Regions from separate parts of the Homo sapiens genome. Here region 1 is linked to region 2. Evidence: read pairs that join two places in POLR2A ChIA-PET (ENCODE). Cell type or tissue: IMR-90. All regions are shown on one strand. Links, peaks and the distances in the headings refer to the core of each region. The heading gives the core; the rest is flanking DNA.

Region 1 (8,318 bases), core at 115-8,114, 260 kb before region 2:
TCGGCTCACTGCAACCTCTGCCTCCCAGGTTCAAGCAGTTCACCCTGCCTCAGCCCCCCGAGTAGCTGGGATTACAGGCTCCCACCACCACACCCAGCTAATTTCTTTGTATTTTTAGTAGAGACGGGGTTTCACCATGTTGGCCAGGCTGGTCTCAAACTCCTGACCTCAAGTGATCCATCCACCTTAGCCTCCCAGAGTGCTAGGATTACAGGCATGAGCCACCACGCCCGGCCTTCCTGCACATTTTCTTTCCTCCTTCCCCAGGATTTGCAGTGTGTCCTGCACAGCGGCTCTGTAAGCAGGAGCTTGCTGCTCGAGCGAGAGTACTGGGGGCTCCTCACGGCCAGAGCCCCCAGCTGGCTCCCAACTGACTAGCCCTGGCCTGTTGCAGGGGGTGACGCGTGGCGGCTCTATGAGTACATCACCAGACACTTCATCGCCACGGTCAGCCATGACTGCAAGTACCTGCAGAGCACCATCTCCTTCAGAATTGGGCCCGAGCTCTTCACCTGCTCCGGGAAGACCGTCCTCTCACCAGGTCACACCACGGGCCCAGCCTTCCTCCTCTGTGCCTTCATGGGCAGACAAACATTCTACATCGTGTCTGGGGATGGGAGGCCCAGGGTCTGAGGCCCCGGCCACCCAGGCTGGGGACCCTGAGTGGCGGCGCATATCTCTCCAGGCTTCACGGAGGTCATGCCCTGGCAGAGCGTGCCCCTGGAGGAGAGCCTGCCCACTTGCCAGCGGGGTGATGCCTTCCCTGTGGGCGAGGTGAAGATGCTGGAGAAGCAGACGAACCCACCCGACTACCTGACGGAGGCCGAGCTCATCACGCTCATGGAGAAGCATGGCATCGGTGGGTGCGCCTGCCCAGGCCCCAGAGCCGGCTCCGTCTCCAGTACTCAGGCTTCGAGTCTACTCACAAAGCTGCCCCGCCAGCCCTGTGTGCCCAGCCCAGCACCCCTCCATGGGCTGGTATCTGGAAACTGGTGACCCAGTGTGTGGCCAGCCAGGCAGGTCCACAGCGGGCATCCCCTCCTGAGGCCTCCATTCAGGACCTGGCCTTCCCTGTGAAGGCCCAGATGTGCCCTCGTGCACTGTGGGGTGTGCACACACCGACTAACGCCCACAAGGCTGAAGATTGGCCCAGATGCCAGGTGACTCATAGAAATCATATTGGCAGTCCCCTGAGTCCACACAGCCAGCCTGGGCTGTCCTGAAATCAGGTGACAGGGAAATGAGATCTCACAGGAGCTGCTTCCCTGGGAGAGAACAGAAATGCCTGTCCCAGGCACAGGGCTCCCCAAAGGGTGACCAGGAAGTTTCCACGCAAAAATGGGCAGCCCAGGGAGTTTATCAAAGCAAAAGTGTAGTCACCAGTGCACACTCCTCACAGGAGTGGTGGCCTCACAAGTCCCCAGGCCTGGAGCTGTGAGATGTCTCACATGTTGGGGGCCAGCCTCACTGCCGGAGCCTTCTCCCCAGGTGGCACTCGCGCCGCTGGGCACTGCCTGTTCCCTGGGGCACTACCCCTGGCTGACAGGCTCTGGAGACCTGTGGGATGTCACAGCCACTGTGTCCAGGCTCTGCTCCAGCAGTGGTCATATAGGTGGACTCTCAGGGAGTGTCTCTTCCCAGGCTGGGGTCCTGGTGACCATGGCGATCTTGGCAGGAGAGCAGAGCTCTGGGCTTGCTCCTCTCAGGGGTCCAGGGCACCTGCCAGGGTCCTGAAATAGCCCTCAGCCCACTGTGGAGTGTGGGCTCTGCTCCCCCGTGTCCTCTGCCCTCTCGCATTGATGGGACACTGGCTCCTGGCAGCCCTATGCTAGCCAGTGAGCCAGACCCAATCACCAATACAAGTTTGTGACAGTGAAGAGGGCTCTGGTGTTACCTTCTGAACAGGAGAGTGGTCAGGGTGGCCCTGTGACTGAGCCCCCAGGAGTGTGTCAAAAGGGCCTGACCAGAGCCGCCACAGAGGAGCCCACACCACGCGTCATGGCGCCCGGCAGACTCGGGGTGGTAGTGGCACACGCCACCCACAGCCTGCCACACCGGGTGCAGAGCTGGCCTCGTGCCAAGAGCCATGGGCCCTCGGCAGGCTCCTTAGCCCCCAGAGGCCAGTTTCTTCCCATGTGAGATTCTCTCCGAGCTACTTTGGGAAGGTGTGTGTCACCTGTCCATGCTGGTGAGCATGCAGGGAGCCCCAGCCTCCTTTCTGCCCCTCTGACTGGCACCCGCCATAGTCAAAACGCCTCAGCCTCCGCTGCGCCCCTCTGCCAGGAAACTTCCTCTGGGTGGGAGAGTGGAATCCTGGGGACTGGGAGCCTCCCCTGGGGATCGTGACGGGCCTTGCAGAGAGGGAGGAGGTGGGAGACAGGAAGTGGACAGAATTGTCCAGGTTTAGGGGAGGGCAGCTCTGCAGTGAGCTTGTAAGCACCTCCGTGTTCTGGTGGAGTGGGGCTCTGGCTCCGGGAGCAGGTGGGTGCCACAGGACCCAGGCAGGAGAAGCCATAGAAGTCACATTTTCCAGGCGCAGAATAAGCACTGTGACCTTGGAGAGTTCCTTAACCTCCGAGCCTGTTGTCTCTGCCATAAAGCAGGAGTAGGCGCCCTGTACAGGGAGGGCTGCCCTTGTGTTCTCAAGGCAGAACATGAAATGCATGCAGTTGGTGCCCAGCACAGTGCAGGGGGAGCTCAGGGCACAGCCCTCCCTCCTGTGACCGGGAGCAGTGAGAGGGCCTGAGCACCAGGGGCCCCGTGACAGGTGATACAGCACATGGTTCAGTGGGGCATGTCCAAGGCAGGCCAGGAACCCTGGGGCCTTGTACATTGCAGGCACGGATGCCAGCATCCCTGTGCATATCAACAACATCTGCCAGCGCAACTATGTCACGGTGGAGAGCGGGCGCCGGCTCAAGCCCACCAACCTCGGCATCGTCCTGGTGCACGGCTACTATAAGATTGGTGAGTTCCTCAGTCCTGCCCCCAGGGCCCACCGAGGCTCCCTGGCTTCTCCCTGGATGTTGGCTCTGCTGCCCGCTCCAGACAGGCCCCTGCCCTACAGTGATCCCCCAGCCCCACACACACTCCCTCAACACCCGCTGAAGGGGTGCTGCCCCAGGACCCCCAGGACCTGCCCAGAGCAGGAGCTCAGTGTGTTTGAAGGCTGAACAGATGTGTGAGGGAACCAAAAAGGGAGGCGAAGTTGCCTCAGCCCTGTTCCCTGGAGGTTCCCCAGGGGCCAAGGGGAGAGGGAGGAGCACAAAACTGGCCCAAGGGCGGCCTGGAGCTCATGTGTGATGTGGTTCTAGCCACAGGACATCCCTGGCCACTCTGCCTGACATTTCCAGGTGGGAAATCAGGAAAGGTCTGGGGTCATAAGAGCCAGCCTGGTACCATCTGAGGCTGTGGACTGGTGGGTAGGGCAGAGGCCAGGAGGACGGGCCAGAGCGGGAGGGGTGAACAGGGCAGTATCCCTGCCTGGGAAGGGGTGGCATGGCCCTGGGTGCGAGTGCTCAGGGCAATATCTGCCCCCTGCCCACTTGCAGATGCAGAGCTGGTGCTCCCCACCATCCGCAGTGCAGTGGAGAAGCAGCTGAACCTGATCGCCCAGGGCAAGGCCGACTACCGCCAGGTCCTGGGCCACACCCTGGACGTGTTCAAGAGGAAGTTCCACTACTTTGTCGACTCCATTGCTGGTAGAGTCTGCCTCTGGCCTGCCCCTCACCAGAGGGGTGTCTCTCTGTCAGCAAGGCCAGTACCTGGGGACCCAGGTCCCCACGTGGGACCAGCTCCCAGATCTGGGCTTCAGGCCTCCGTAGGCCAGGTCAGTGACACCTCCTGGCTGGGTTGAAAGAGCAGGTGCATTAACACCACACATGGCCAGGAACACGTGCCTCTGACGCACAGGGCTGCTGCCCTGCCGTGCTGCCAGGACAGTAGAAACCACCGCCTATAGGGACCCTTTCACACTCAGACCCTTGACCACGTGTTGCGGAGCCTTTTGCTGGGGACTGGGAGGGAGATGACTCCTGCACTCTGCTTGCCCGCAGGCATGGATGAGTTGATGGAGGTGTCTTTCTCGCCCCTGGCGGCCACAGGCAAGCCCCTCTCACGCTGTGGGAAGTGCCACCGCTTCATGAAGTACATCCAGGTAGGTGCAGGGAACACTAGCTCAGGCAAGCTGCCTCACCCCTGTAGGCCTCAGCTTTATCGTTGATCAGCAGGAATCATGTTCTTTGTCCTGGTTGTCACAAAAGAATGATGGAACATAAAGAGGCCTTGCCAAAAAATACCCAGTGTCCCCACGTCCCCTAGAATACACAGCCATTAGGCCACGCAAACACACATGGTGCATTTTTCCCTAACACCATGCCACTTGCCATCATGGGCATTAATGTACACACAGAGATTTTAGAACTGCCTTTTCTGCACGCGTGGAGCAAGAGCCAGAGACTCATGCTCCTTGCCTGGCAGTGTGTCACAGGTTCTGCATGACAGATTACATACTTTGTATTATGAGAGGAGTGGGGGTGGGTGCCAAGTCGGTGGCCCCAGTGACCCTCACGCCACCTGCCTGGCATTGCCGCAGGCCAAGCCAAGCCGCCTGCACTGCTCCCACTGCGATGAGACCTACACGCTCCCCCAGAACGGCACCATCAAGCTCTACAAGGAGCTCCGCTGCCCTCTGGATGACTTCGAGCTGGTCCTGTGGTCATCAGGCTCTCGGGGCAAGAGCTACCCGCTGTGCCCCTACTGCTACAACCACCCACCCTTCCGAGACATGAAGAAAGGTGAGTGCAGCCACTCCCTCCTGTCCACAGGTAGCTGCAGTCTCTTTTCAGTGCCAACCCCTGCCTTGCACCAGGCTGGACTCTGAGGGGACCCCTCACCCTGGCCTTTCCTGCACTCATTGGCACTGAGACGAGAGACCCTGGATGTAGCTGGGGCACTGCTTAGGCCTCAGCCAGTGGTGCCACCCTCTCTCTGTGTCAGAATCGAGCAGGCAACCCTAGTCCACCCTCAGGACCTGGGCACAGGTGTGCAGTGCTCCCTCTGGAGCTGAGTGAGCAAGAGGATGCAGCAGTCGGGGGACCCACCCGGTGAGCGGGCACCCCCAGTCAGCGTCCACCACCGTCCTCCATCCTCATCCTCGTCCTCATTACTGGAGGAGGGAGCGCATGTCCAGGCAGGCAGGACAGAGCACCGAGCCAGACCAGGAATCAGCGGGAGTGAGGCATCTGCCCACATTCACCGTGTGCTCTGCAGAAAGCTCCCTCAGGCCTCAGTCTGCACCCAGGCTGCCCCGGGAGTGAGACCCCATCCCTGCCCTCCTGCTGCCGCCAGAGTAGCTGACAGGGTGGTTCCATGTGGCCCAGTGACATGAGGGTCATGTGGCATTACCAGTAACAAGCTGGCAGCAAAGCAAAGGGGGGATGGAGTCAGCTGAAACCCACTGGGATGGTGCCAGCGAGGGGCCTTGAAAGTTGAGGAGGTTTCAGGTAAGCAGAAAACAGGGGTAATGGCAGCCAGGAGCCGAAACATGAGCAAGGCTGTCCCCAAGAGCAAGGCCAAGAAGAGTTCCTTCTGCTGGGACGAGGGATCCAGGAGCTTGAGGCATTGGGAGCAGGCAGCAGAGGGCAGGTGGGCACAGTGGGCGTGCCTTTACAGGGCTCCCTTCTCCCGCCAGGCATGGGCTGCAACGAGTGTACGCACCCCTCCTGCCAGCACTCGCTGAGCATGCTGGGCATCGGCCAGTGCGTGGAATGTGAGAGCGGGGTGCTGGTGCTGGACCCCACCTCGGGCCCCAAGTGGAAGGTGGCCTGCAACAAGTGCAACGTGGTAGCGCACTGCTTCGAGAACGCCCACCGCGTGCGGGTGTCCGCCGACACCTGCAGTGTCTGTGAGGCCGCCTTGCTTGATGTGGACTTCAACAAGGCCAAGTCCCCACTCCCGGGCGATGAGACGCAGCACATGGGCTGCGTCTTTTGTGACCCCGTCTTCCAGGAGCTGGTGGAGCTGAAGCATGCGGCCTCCTGCCACCCCATGCACCGCGGTGGACCAGGGAGAAGGCAGGGTCGAGGGCGGGGCCGGGCCAGGAGGCCCCCTGGGAAGCCCAACCCCAGACGGCCCAAGGACAAGATGTCAGCCCTGGCCGCCTACTTTGTATGATGACCCTGTCCTCCCTCACCCAGGCTGCAGTGCCATGCAGACACCTCATGGCACTTCAAACTATTAAAATGCATTTTATCTTATCCAGAGCTGGGGCCCCTTTGCTGGTGCAGCGATGTCAGAGCGTTACCGTGTCCCTGGGCACCTGTGGGGCCCTCTCTCCCTCTCCGAAACCCAATACGTCTCCCTTCAGCCTGCATACACGTGCCCAGAGTGCTCCCTGCTATCCCTACACCCTGGCAGTACGGGCAGGGATGCCCCAACCCTGAAGCCCTGGGGAATAGACCCAGTTTGCACTCACACCCCATCTCAATCCGTGCTGCTGATGGTAGCTGTGTGCACAAGCAGTGGCCCTGATGCCTTAAGGAAGGCGGCCTTGACAGCTGTGGCTCCGGCAGGAGAGGAGTCTAGTGGAGCAGGTGGGGCTGGGAGACCCCCTCCCCGGATCTGGCTTATGAATCCCCTTGGTCTTCGCTGCAGCCCCCTGCTCAGGGCCACGCTCTTGACCCCACACTTCTCCGTCCCCTGCTCCCTGCTCCCATCTCTGAGAAGCCCTGTACATGGTGCCCGTGTGCGTCTGGCAGCTTCCCAGGACCTGCTGCAATTCCCATTCTCACAACAAGCCCTTATGGTCTTAGAGGCAGCTGGGTGCCCCATGGAACCCATTCACATGCCAGGTTTAGAAAATACCCTGTAGGCCAGACTGCCGTGTGGTGCCAGGTGCTGGTGGCAGCTGCCCTCTGACCTCAGTGCCTTCTTGTGCTCCCCTCCCCAGCCACCCGAGGAGAGACACCTGTGCGGGATCCACTGTGTGTTGGAAACTCCCTCCACACTCCGCCCGTGCCTCATTGAGTGATGACGGGAGCTCAGCAAAACAGCTTTCCAGACTGTTCAGTGGGACCTTTCTTTGAGGGGCAGGTCAGGAATGTTTCGGACTCAGACCCGCCCCCGCCCCAACTCAGTAGTAGATTCCCAGGCTGCACCAGGACTTATATGAGAGCTCCTGTAAGGAAACCCAGAGCCCACCAAGCATACCCCCCCTGGACCCCCTTCCTGGAGGCCCTCACAGGTTAACACGGGGGTTCCCTGGAACACAGTTTGGAGAGCTACTCGAAGCTGAATGAAAATACAGAGACATGGGGAACCACATAGAGGGTCCTGGGATGTGTCTCAGAAGCACAGGCTTCAGGAAGGAGGGGGTGCTCTCAGAGCTTCTGCCCCCTCCCACCCACTCTGGTCCCATTCTGGGGCCCTAGCAAGGCCACACCTGTTAGGTCCCCAGTGCGGGGCTGTGACTCTGCTCTTCCACCCACAGGGCCCAGTGGACCTGGAGCCTTCTCCGCAGAAGGTTTCAAGACCTCCAGGACCCTTAGGTTATAGGGCTCATTCAGGCTTGGAGGAGCAGAGACGGTTCCTAGGTCTTAAACCCAGACCACCCAGTCCTTCCTTACTATGCTTCTGCACTGCGCTTTCAGCCACAGGCAGGGCTAATCACAAAGTGTTCCTTTATTTTCCTCTGCAGTTGTCCCTTGTGTGTGACCCTCCTTCAAGGCCCTTGGCTTCCGCAGCTTGATTCTGCACTCCGAGTCCATTCACCTTCTCCCATCCAATAGCATCCAACCCCGCTGCTACTGCTGCCAACCTGGCCTTGGGAGCAATGAGGACAAGGAAGGGACAAGACCCCTTTTAGGCCAGAACTGCCTTCAGATCAGCCACGCTCCATGGGACTGTACCTCTGCCCTGGAGGCTGGAGAGGTCAGTGGCTGCAGACTGTCTCAAGGAGCCCCTGGCCCTGCCCACCTAGCCAGGGGTGCAGCCTTGCCAGAGAAGCAGAGAAGCGTCTGTGGCTGGGTGGGTGATATTGAAAGATTCCTTTCACCAGGGTGGAAGCCAGGATCTGAGGCGTGATGGAATGTGGACAGTGAGGCAGTGACAGCGCCACAAGGCAGGAGTCATCTCCAGGCACGTCCTTGGCCTGGAGCCCATAGGGACAAGCTCCTGGTGGTGCCTCACTTTGCCATCCTCTCTAAGCCGCAGACCTTGAATGGAATCAGTGCTCAAGAGTCTAATTGGGCCCACTCTGAGGATGCCTGCGGGAATATCAGCTTTTACCGCACCACACTGCACTTTACAGTGTGGGAGGG
Region 2 (8,279 bases), core at 1-8,000:
ACTCTCTCTGACCTTCGTGGCCGAGTCCTCCCCTCCCCCAGGCCACCTGAGATTCCATGGTTTTGACCCCCTGGCCATCTGCCTTCTGTTGGATGCTCCCATGCCTTCCCCAGTTGTTGTTGTTGTTGTTTTGTTTGTTTTTTGAGATGGTCTCAAACTCCTGACCTCAAGTGATCCACCCACCTCAGCCTCCCAAAGTGCTGGGATTACAGGCGTGAGCCACCGCGCCCGGCCTGCCTGCCTTTGTTGAAGGAGGCTTTCCCATTCTGGCTCTGGTGTTCTTCGGGTCCAGGCCACCTGCTCTGCCTCTTTCCTGAATTCCTGATCATCTCTGGTCTCCCAGATTCCTCATGAGTTTTGGAAGGCCACAGTTCACACCATGGAAACGGGCTCCACAAGACTAGCACGCATCCCTAGCCCTTCCCCTGGTCAGTCAGCCCCATACCCATCTGTGGGCCCCACTTCCAGAAACCCGTGCCTTCCCTGCATGGCCACCACACTGCATTCCCCTCTATGGCTGCACCCGCTTCCTGCTGGCACAGTCCTTCCTGTGTCTGCCACACCTGGGGCTGCCGCTTGGGTAGGCAGGATCCATCTTGGTCATCTGTGTCCCTAGCACCAGGCCACACACTCAGCAAAACAAAATGATGAGGATGTGTCTGTGGGAGAGATGTTAACTCCTCCCCATGAAGGACCTTCTCCAGATATCCTGTTTTTTGTTGTTGTTTTTTGAGACAGGGTCTTGGTCGATCTCAGCTCATTGCAGCTTTGACCTTCTGGGCTGAAGCAGTCCTCCCACCTCAACCTCCCAAGTACCTGGGACTACAGGCACACCACACCCAGCTAAGTTTTTGATTTTTGTAGAAGAAAATCACTGTGTTGCGTAGGCTTGTCTCAAACTCCTGGACTCAAGTCATCCTCCTTCCTTGGCCTCCCAAAGTGCTGGAATGACAGGTGTGCACCACTGCGCCCAGCCTCCAGATGTCTTTGACCTGTTTATGTCACTCTCCCTGTATTTGCCTTCACGCTAGTTATGCACGGAATTCCTGGAGTGTAGTCTTTTGCATCTCTTCAAGCCTCTTAAATTGTCCCACATGTAGTAAATGTTCAGTAAACAGATCTGCATTCACACTGTCCTACAAGTAATCCCAGCACTTTGGGAGCCTGAGGTGGAAGGATCACTTGAGTCCTGGAGGTCAAGGCTGCAGTGAGCTATGACCAGACCATTGCATTCCAGCCTGAGTGACAGAGTGAGACCTTATCTCAAAACAAACAAACAAATGAAAAACCTTTTAGTATATGCGCTGCCGAAGCGAGCACATGAAAAACCTTTAACAACAAATGCAAAGTAAACCTACACTGCCTCAATGGACTCACCTGGAACAGACCCTCCCAGCGCCGGATGAGTGCACCGCTCAGGGAACATCTGGGTATATAGTTCATAGTATAGACTTGGGGGGGGTTTTTGCCAAAAGAGTGATGAAATTGAAAAGTGAAACCTTCTGTCCTGAAACCTTTGTCTCTTCTTTTTCAAGGAGCATGCCTTTGAGAGCAGTCAGAAATATAAGGAAGGAAAATTCATCATTGAGCTTGCTCATATGATCAAAGACAATGGCTGGGAGTAATGTGCGAACTTTCCCTTCTCCTTTGAATGCTGTTTTGTGAAAGAAACTGTGAATGTAATGGAAACGTAGGAGCATCTGGTGACAGCCTTTCTTGCCCTCTGACCTCAAAGGCTAGCTGCGCATAGCTCTTGACACTCTCGGCCATCTCTGTGGGTAAGGTGTCCCTCGGATCTGTCCTCTTCGTGTACACAGTTGTTTCTGAAAATTTTCAATGAGCTTTTTCTAACTTCTCAAGTTCTAGAGAAAGAATTAACCAACTGATGACTTACCTGCCTAGTTAATATCTTCCTTTCACCTTTGTCTTCAATATAGTTGGGCTCTGCTTTTTTAAGGTTCAGTTGAAAACCAAACTGGGGCCGGGTGCGGTGGCTCACGCCTGTAATCCCAGCACTTTGGGAGGCCAAGATGGGTGGATCACCTGAGGTCAGGAGTTCTAGATCAGCCTGGCCAACATGGTGAAACCCCATCTCTACTAAAAATACGAAAATTAGCCGGGCATGGTGGCGAGTGCCTGTAATCTTAGCTACTCAGGAGGCTAAGGCAGGAGAATCACTTGAACCTGGGACACGGAGGTTGCAGTGAGCTAAGATCATGCCATCGCACTCCAGCCTGGGGGACAAAAGTGAGACATCGTCTCAAAAAAAAAAAAAAAAGCTGGGTATGGTGGCGCATGCCTTTAATCCCAGCTACTCGGGAGGCTGAGGCACGAGAATCACTTGAACCCAGGAGGCGGAGGTTGCAGTGAGCCAAGATCGCGCCACTGCACTCCAGCCTGGCAATAGGGCGAGACTCCGTCTCAATTTAAAACAAGAGAGAACCAGACTGAGTCTCTGAAGACCACAGGGACAGGGTCTCTTTAGATAGCAAGTCTCACCATTCCCTTTTTTAGAGAAAAGGTATTGTAGCCCACCCTCCACCCCGCTGTTTTTCTTAAATTTGCAGAACTTCAAATTGGCTATTCCTCTTGCAAATGAACCCTTAAAGTACAGTGTTATTTAAGAATCTTCCAGAGGCAGTCAACAGACTTATACACTAAGGGCATTTTTGGTTTTTAGCTTGTTCAAAAACAGAGGCCAGCACAGATGACATTTTAGATACACTCTAAATTGAGAATGGTGTCTAGTGGAACATGTTTATTTAAGCCAGTAGATTCCTTATCTAGAAAGCAGGTGAGCTAGCCCTTAGAGAAGGCTGTCCCGGGGCCCGCAGAGGTGCCCTTACTGAGGTGACAGCCTCACAGGGTCTGGTACCAGGGGTTGTGCCCTCAGCAGTGACAGCAGCTTAGGTGTCAGGCAGTTGCTGAGTGGCTGGTCCATGTCTATAGAGTAACACACTGGACCGAGGAAAAGTCAGATTTCATTTTCTACCCTGGATGTACTTGAAGAAAAAGAATTATTTTTGCATATGAAAGAGGCCAGAACCCACAGGAAAAACTTCAAAACTTGACATTTGCCAGAATGTTTAAAATTTGTTCAGAAAAGGTTAAAGCAACAAGTTTAGCCTTTGTGCATGAAGACGCCTGGCCTGCTAGACGCGTTGCCCGTCCCTGCGTGGTGCTGTCCCATGTCACTTGAACTGATAGAGGGGCCTGTGCAATCTCCTAAGGCCTGTGTTTCTGCCATATATTTTATTATAAATTACAATCCACTCATCCACCTGCCCTCCACCAGGAGTGGGCACCCCATAAGGGTTTAGGCCACTTTGCAGAGGATGGAGGTCAAAAACCACTCCCAGATAAGTTTGGTTTTCAACATTTAGTAACTTGTCTCAGGGCAGAGGGCAGGCAGGGGGACCGAGGGGCAGCAGATAGGAGAGCACTGAGCCCGGATAGTTCTCAGCCTGGCAAGTGGCTCTGAAGCTGCCTTCAGACAAGGCTAGTCTAGGGGCAAGAGTGCGAGCTGGCTGACAATAAGAACGTGGCCACCTGCCCAGCTTCACACCTCCCCCGACTTCAGCCCTTCCTAAACCCAGACCTGCGGTCCAGGCAGGCACTGGGCTGTGCCCACTCGAGCTCACTGCCCACACACAGCATGCCTTTGGGTGCCATCTCTTTGCCCAAGCCTGGAAGCCTTGGCAGGTGGGAAATGCCGCTGCCCTGGTGGGCATGGCACTGAGATGCATCCACTCAGCAGGAGTGACAGAGGCAGAAGTTCCTTTAAAGCACATCTTCCACTTAGGAAAGGAAGGAAATCTTTGTACTGTCTTGGAAGCCTCCACATCCGGCTATGGCCCTGCAAGCTGCTTTATCCCTGCGCTAGTCTCCCCCGAGGGTTTAGGCTGGCCCAGCACATCCTGTCCTCCTGAGCTCGCGTGCAGCCACCCAGAGCGCAGGGGTCACTGCACGCTGCAGGGCTCTTGCTGCCATGGTCTCAAGCCTGAAGAGGCTCCGCCCACAAGCTGGCCCATGAAGTTAGCAATGCCTGTGGCTTCAGTCAATTGTCTTGAGACTGTGAAGAGGCTGAAAGACACCTTCCCGGGTGGAAGAAGGAGTTCACTGAAAACTTATCTTAAACTGACCCTTCCCTTTGAGTGAGTCTTCATTCCTCTCCCATGTGGGAACCCAGCCTCCGATGCCCCGGGGACTAGGGGAAACAGTTGGAGGTTCGTGCCGTCCCCAGCCTGCCACGGGTGCGAGGACAGCCAAGTCCTGAGTGACTCAAGATGCTTCACTTACATGGAAGAAACTTCTAAAACTCTACCGAGTGGTTTTTGTATATACTAAAGTTCTATTTAGAGCTTTTCTGTTTTGGGCAAGTTCGCTGCTCCTTCTATTTGGGCACTTTGGTTTTTGTACTGTCTTTTGTGACGGCATTGATTGAACATTTTTTACTAGTAGTCTTATGACTTTTGTATTTTTTTTTTTTTTTGTAATTTATACCAACAACACTTTTATCACTTTTTTTTTGTTGGGCTTCTGCAAAATACAAGCTCATTTTTAAACCAAATGAACAGACCATGAGCTGGCTTCAGGGGAAGTGCTATTCACAGGACCATATCCACCACCCTCTTAAATTCCTAAACAATATCATCTAGGACTTCTATTTAAGTTATTTAAAATAAATCTTCCTTGAGAGCCTTGGGAGGTGATGTCAGGGTTATAAATGGCACAGTGCATTTGCTGTAGGAATGTGGTTTGGCATTGTTTTATACACACAGTATTTTTTATACCTTAATGCTTATTCTTGATGGCATCTGTCAGATATTAGAATTGAAAATAAGAATCTTCCCAAAATCCTTTAATTTACCTGATGCCCTCATCAGGTCGTTAAAAATTCAAATGGTTTTAATAGCTAAAAAACTACAAATTAAGCTCTAAAACAAACAAACTACAGAAATGTAAACCTTCATTTGCCAAAGGTCCTTGGTGGCCTGTCCCCTGCCCTGGGAGCAGATGGCCCTGAAGCCCTTCCCTCACTGTGCAGGCCACCGGGTGAGGCTGGACGGTCACCCATGGTGGCTTCACTGCAAGGAGCAGGACTGCCGAGCTCAAGCACGGGGCCTTCAGCTTCCCCTGTCCTCTGGCCACACCGCCAGCCCTTGGTCCTTATCTGTGTGAGGTTTACAAATAAAGCTTCTGATGTCAAATGTTTAAATCGTGCCCTCAGTGGACGAGGCCATGTCCTGATGCAGAAGGCTGAGCCCAGGCTCTCTGTGGCGCCGCTGAGAGCAGAGGGCTGTCTTGGGGTCTTCGAGCTCTGGAGCCAAGGATGGCCTGGTCCTACTTCTCTGCCCCCACCAATGGGGGACTTGAATGTGGCCAGAGAATACAGTCAGTCAGGGCCAGCCAGGGTGTCTGTCAGGGTGGGCACAGGGTCCTCTCCAAACCTGCTTCTCCCTCCCTGGTCAGGCCTTCATCCCCACCACCCGCACCTGTACCCTGGACGCTGGCTCAGAGGCCTACAGGTGTGTGGACACCTGGGCAGTCACTGTGTCCTACTGTGCCCCTCCTCTGCAGGCCCAGCTTGGTGTCTGAGCCTCTTACAAGCCAGTTACTGCCAGGGCTGCACCAGGCCTTGCGGAGGACAGTGCCTGGCGGGAGGGATGGAGGGCGTCAAAAGTCACTCTAGAGCCCAGGGGCCCGACCAATGGTCACAGACAGGGATGACAGGCTGCAGAGGGATGGGCTGGAGAAGAGAAGGAGCCAGCCATGGCGCAGTTCTTGTTCTTAGCATGATGAAGGGCCACAGATTGGTGTGCAGCAGGGTGACGAGGGGCAGACATACCTCTAGTGGTCATCAGGCAGCCTGTGGCAGTGGATGGGGTGAGGCAGAGATGCAGATGAGGCGCCACCCAGCATCCAGGGAGACAAAGGGCTCAGGCCTGCAGCTTCAGCATCAGTGATTGATGAGAAAAGGAAGGGCAGAGGTACAGCCTGCAAGTTGCTGACAGGTTCAAGATTTGGGGCAACAAAAATGAGAAAACCAAGAACAAGGCCTAAGTTAGGGCTTAGTGTGAAGAACTAGAAGTGGGGGGTGGCCTGAGGGCAACAGGGAGCCCAAGAGGCAAGTGTCAGGCAAGGAGAGTCCATGACATGAGAACACTGACCACTGGCCTGGGCTGAAGACGAAGAAAAAGCCAGCCAGGGGCACATTTAACAGAAAAATGGGGGTTGAGGGAGGGGTCTTTCTTTAAGGGCTGCTGATGCAGCTGGCCCAAGGCCATCAGAGTCAGTGACTGACAGGAGGAGCAGAGTCTTGGAGCCCAGTGGCCGGGCCTGAGAGCAGCAAGGCCACTTCAGCAGGAGGGCGGGGAGAGGGACATCCACTTGTTCTCACAGCAGGAGACACTGGCCTCAACCCAGTGTGGGTCCCCTCAAGATTCTCACAGGGGCACAGAGACGCCAGGCAGGCTTGAGATGAAGCCCAGGTGGTTCACAGCCAGAGCAGGTGAGCAGGGCCCTGAGAGCTCAGGCAGGGCACGGCAGGAAACTCAATGCTGCCGTCCAACACCAGCCTTCAGAAGCCCCTGAAGTTTTGTCAAAACAGACCGAGAAGCCCACCCTGCAGAGGCTTAGGCTCAGTAAGTCTGGGGTCTGAAAACTTGTCCCAGGTAATGGCGTTGGTCAGGGGACCACACTGGTTGTATAAATAGGCTGTCCCTGAGAAGATGACAGAAGTAGGGGTAAGAAAACCAGACATATACAGCTGGATGTAGTGGTGCACGGCTGTAGTCCCAGCTACTTGCGAGGCTGAGGCAGGAGGATTGCTTGAGCCCAGGAGGTCGAGGCTGCAGTGAGCCATGATCACACCACTGCACTGGAGCCTGGGCAACAGAGCAAGACCCTGTCTTAAAGAGGAAACCACAATCTGGAGACACAGTCCTTCCTCACTAACCTGGCCTGCCTACTAGAGGGGAGGCCTGAGGCACCAGCCTGGGTGTAGGGCAGGCCTTGTGCTTGAAGGTCCCAGCAGTGGGCTCTGGCTGGGCCAGGTCCTGGAAACAGGGCCAAGGCCCTTGGCAACAGGTTAAGGGATGGGAAGGCTGTGGGCTCCCAGGGGCCAGGAAAGGGGATGCAGGCAGCAGGCAAGCAATTTATTGGCTGGCAGCAGAGGGCAGGCTAGAAAGGCTGGAAATGGAGATGTGGACATGGGCCCCCAGCCCTGCAACCCCACCAAGGTCCACAGCGGCCAACCTGCTGCTACCAGGAGCTGAAGTCCCCAAAACCCCGACTGGGCTTCTTCTTGGACATGGGGACAGTGGCACTGGTTGAGGGCTCTTCCTCTGCTGCTCGCTTCCTGGGAAGAGAAGAAGCCGCTGGGAGCCCACACCCTCCCTCAGCCCCTCCTGACTTGTCTGTGTCTCCATACAGCCCTCCCGGTGTAGGCCCAACCCCTCCCACCTGCTGCTCCCACATCCCCCTGAATTTGATCTCTTCCACCCACAGAGGCCCCGGCCAGGCCTTCAGAGGCAGTCCCTCGGCTGCAGAGGCCACACAGCACAAGCCCACGGCCGGGACCAGTGCCCATAGCTTGCTTGCCCCTCTGGGTCTGACCCTCAGACCTCAGTCAGCCCTAGGAAACACCATGGGAAACAGGGAGGCCAGCCCCGCGGCACTCACGTGGCTGCTGGGTTGATGTACTTGCCCACGCCCTGGCGGAAGGTCTGGGGGCCCTGGCTCCCTGCCTGGGGCTGGCTGCTCTTCACTTTGGTCTCCGGGGCTACCTTGAGCTGTGTCTTCCGCTCCTGCGCAATCTGTGGCACAACAGGGCGCTGGCTAACCGGCAGCACCTCGGGCAGGACAGATGCTAGGCTTGGGGTGGAAAAGTGCACTAGCCCAGACCCTCCTAGGTGGTGGCATCGTGCCCCCTCACCTGGGCATCGGCCTCCTCATAGGGGTCCACGAACACTGTAGTGGCATCAATGCGGATCTCCTCCTAGCAGCAAAGGGGGCTCAGTGCACGGCAGGTCCTCCCCCTGCCTGCCTGGCCCCCAGCCGCCACGCCCCACCTCCCTGGGCACAGACCTTAGGGCGGTCAGTTTTGGGGTCACTCTCCACATTCTCCATGGCTGTCAGTACGTCAAAGCCCCCAACAACCCTGCAGCAGGGAGACAGAGGTGGGTCTGCGTGTGCTCAAGGAGGGCACCCCCACGGCTGAGCCCCAAGGCACGTGGGAAGAGGGGTTGAGAGCCCCGAGGCTGGCCTGGTGGTCCTTG

What was found. ChIA-PET counts read pairs that join two places held together with the same protein. Peaks named below come from ENCODE experiments on the same cell type or tissue, not always from the same donor. Only the 100,000 strongest peaks of a DNase experiment are listed, where the experiment ranks them.
Region 1: POLR2A ChIA-PET joins it to region 2 with 12 read pairs; 6 of 35 experiments call an interaction of 5 or more read pairs at or near these places.

Annotation. Positions count from the first base shown.
Region 1 is chr22:21,954,970-21,963,287 of GRCh38, reverse strand. It overlaps TOP3B (DNA topoisomerase III beta), which reads left to right. Exons shown (of 18, transcript NM_001282112.2): 12 at 395-541; 13 at 686-859; 14 at 2,839-2,967; 15 at 3,552-3,701; 16 at 4,056-4,156; 17 at 4,595-4,796; 18 at 5,693-6,263. The coding sequence ends at 6,174. Among named protein-coding and RNA genes, the nearest start is that of PPM1F, 6.3 kb to the right of the region's middle. In IMR-90, for the core only: no CTCF peak of the experiment used is centred there; a DNase peak (open chromatin) is centred at 1,167.
Region 2 is chr22:21,694,475-21,702,753 of GRCh38, reverse strand. PPIL2 (peptidylprolyl isomerase like 2) reads right to left here. Exons shown (of 20, transcript NM_014337.4): 17 at 8,089-8,161; 18 at 7,937-7,999; 19 at 7,684-7,817; 20 at 4,847-7,360. The coding sequence ends at 7,264. It overlaps YPEL1 (yippee like 1), which reads left to right. Exons shown (of 5, transcript NM_013313.5): 5 at 1,536-5,218. The coding sequence ends at 1,625. Among named protein-coding and RNA genes, the nearest start is that of PPIL2, 33 kb to the right of the region's middle. In IMR-90, for the core only: no CTCF peak of the experiment used is centred there; a DNase peak (open chromatin) is centred at 4,683; H3K27ac peaks cover 144 bases.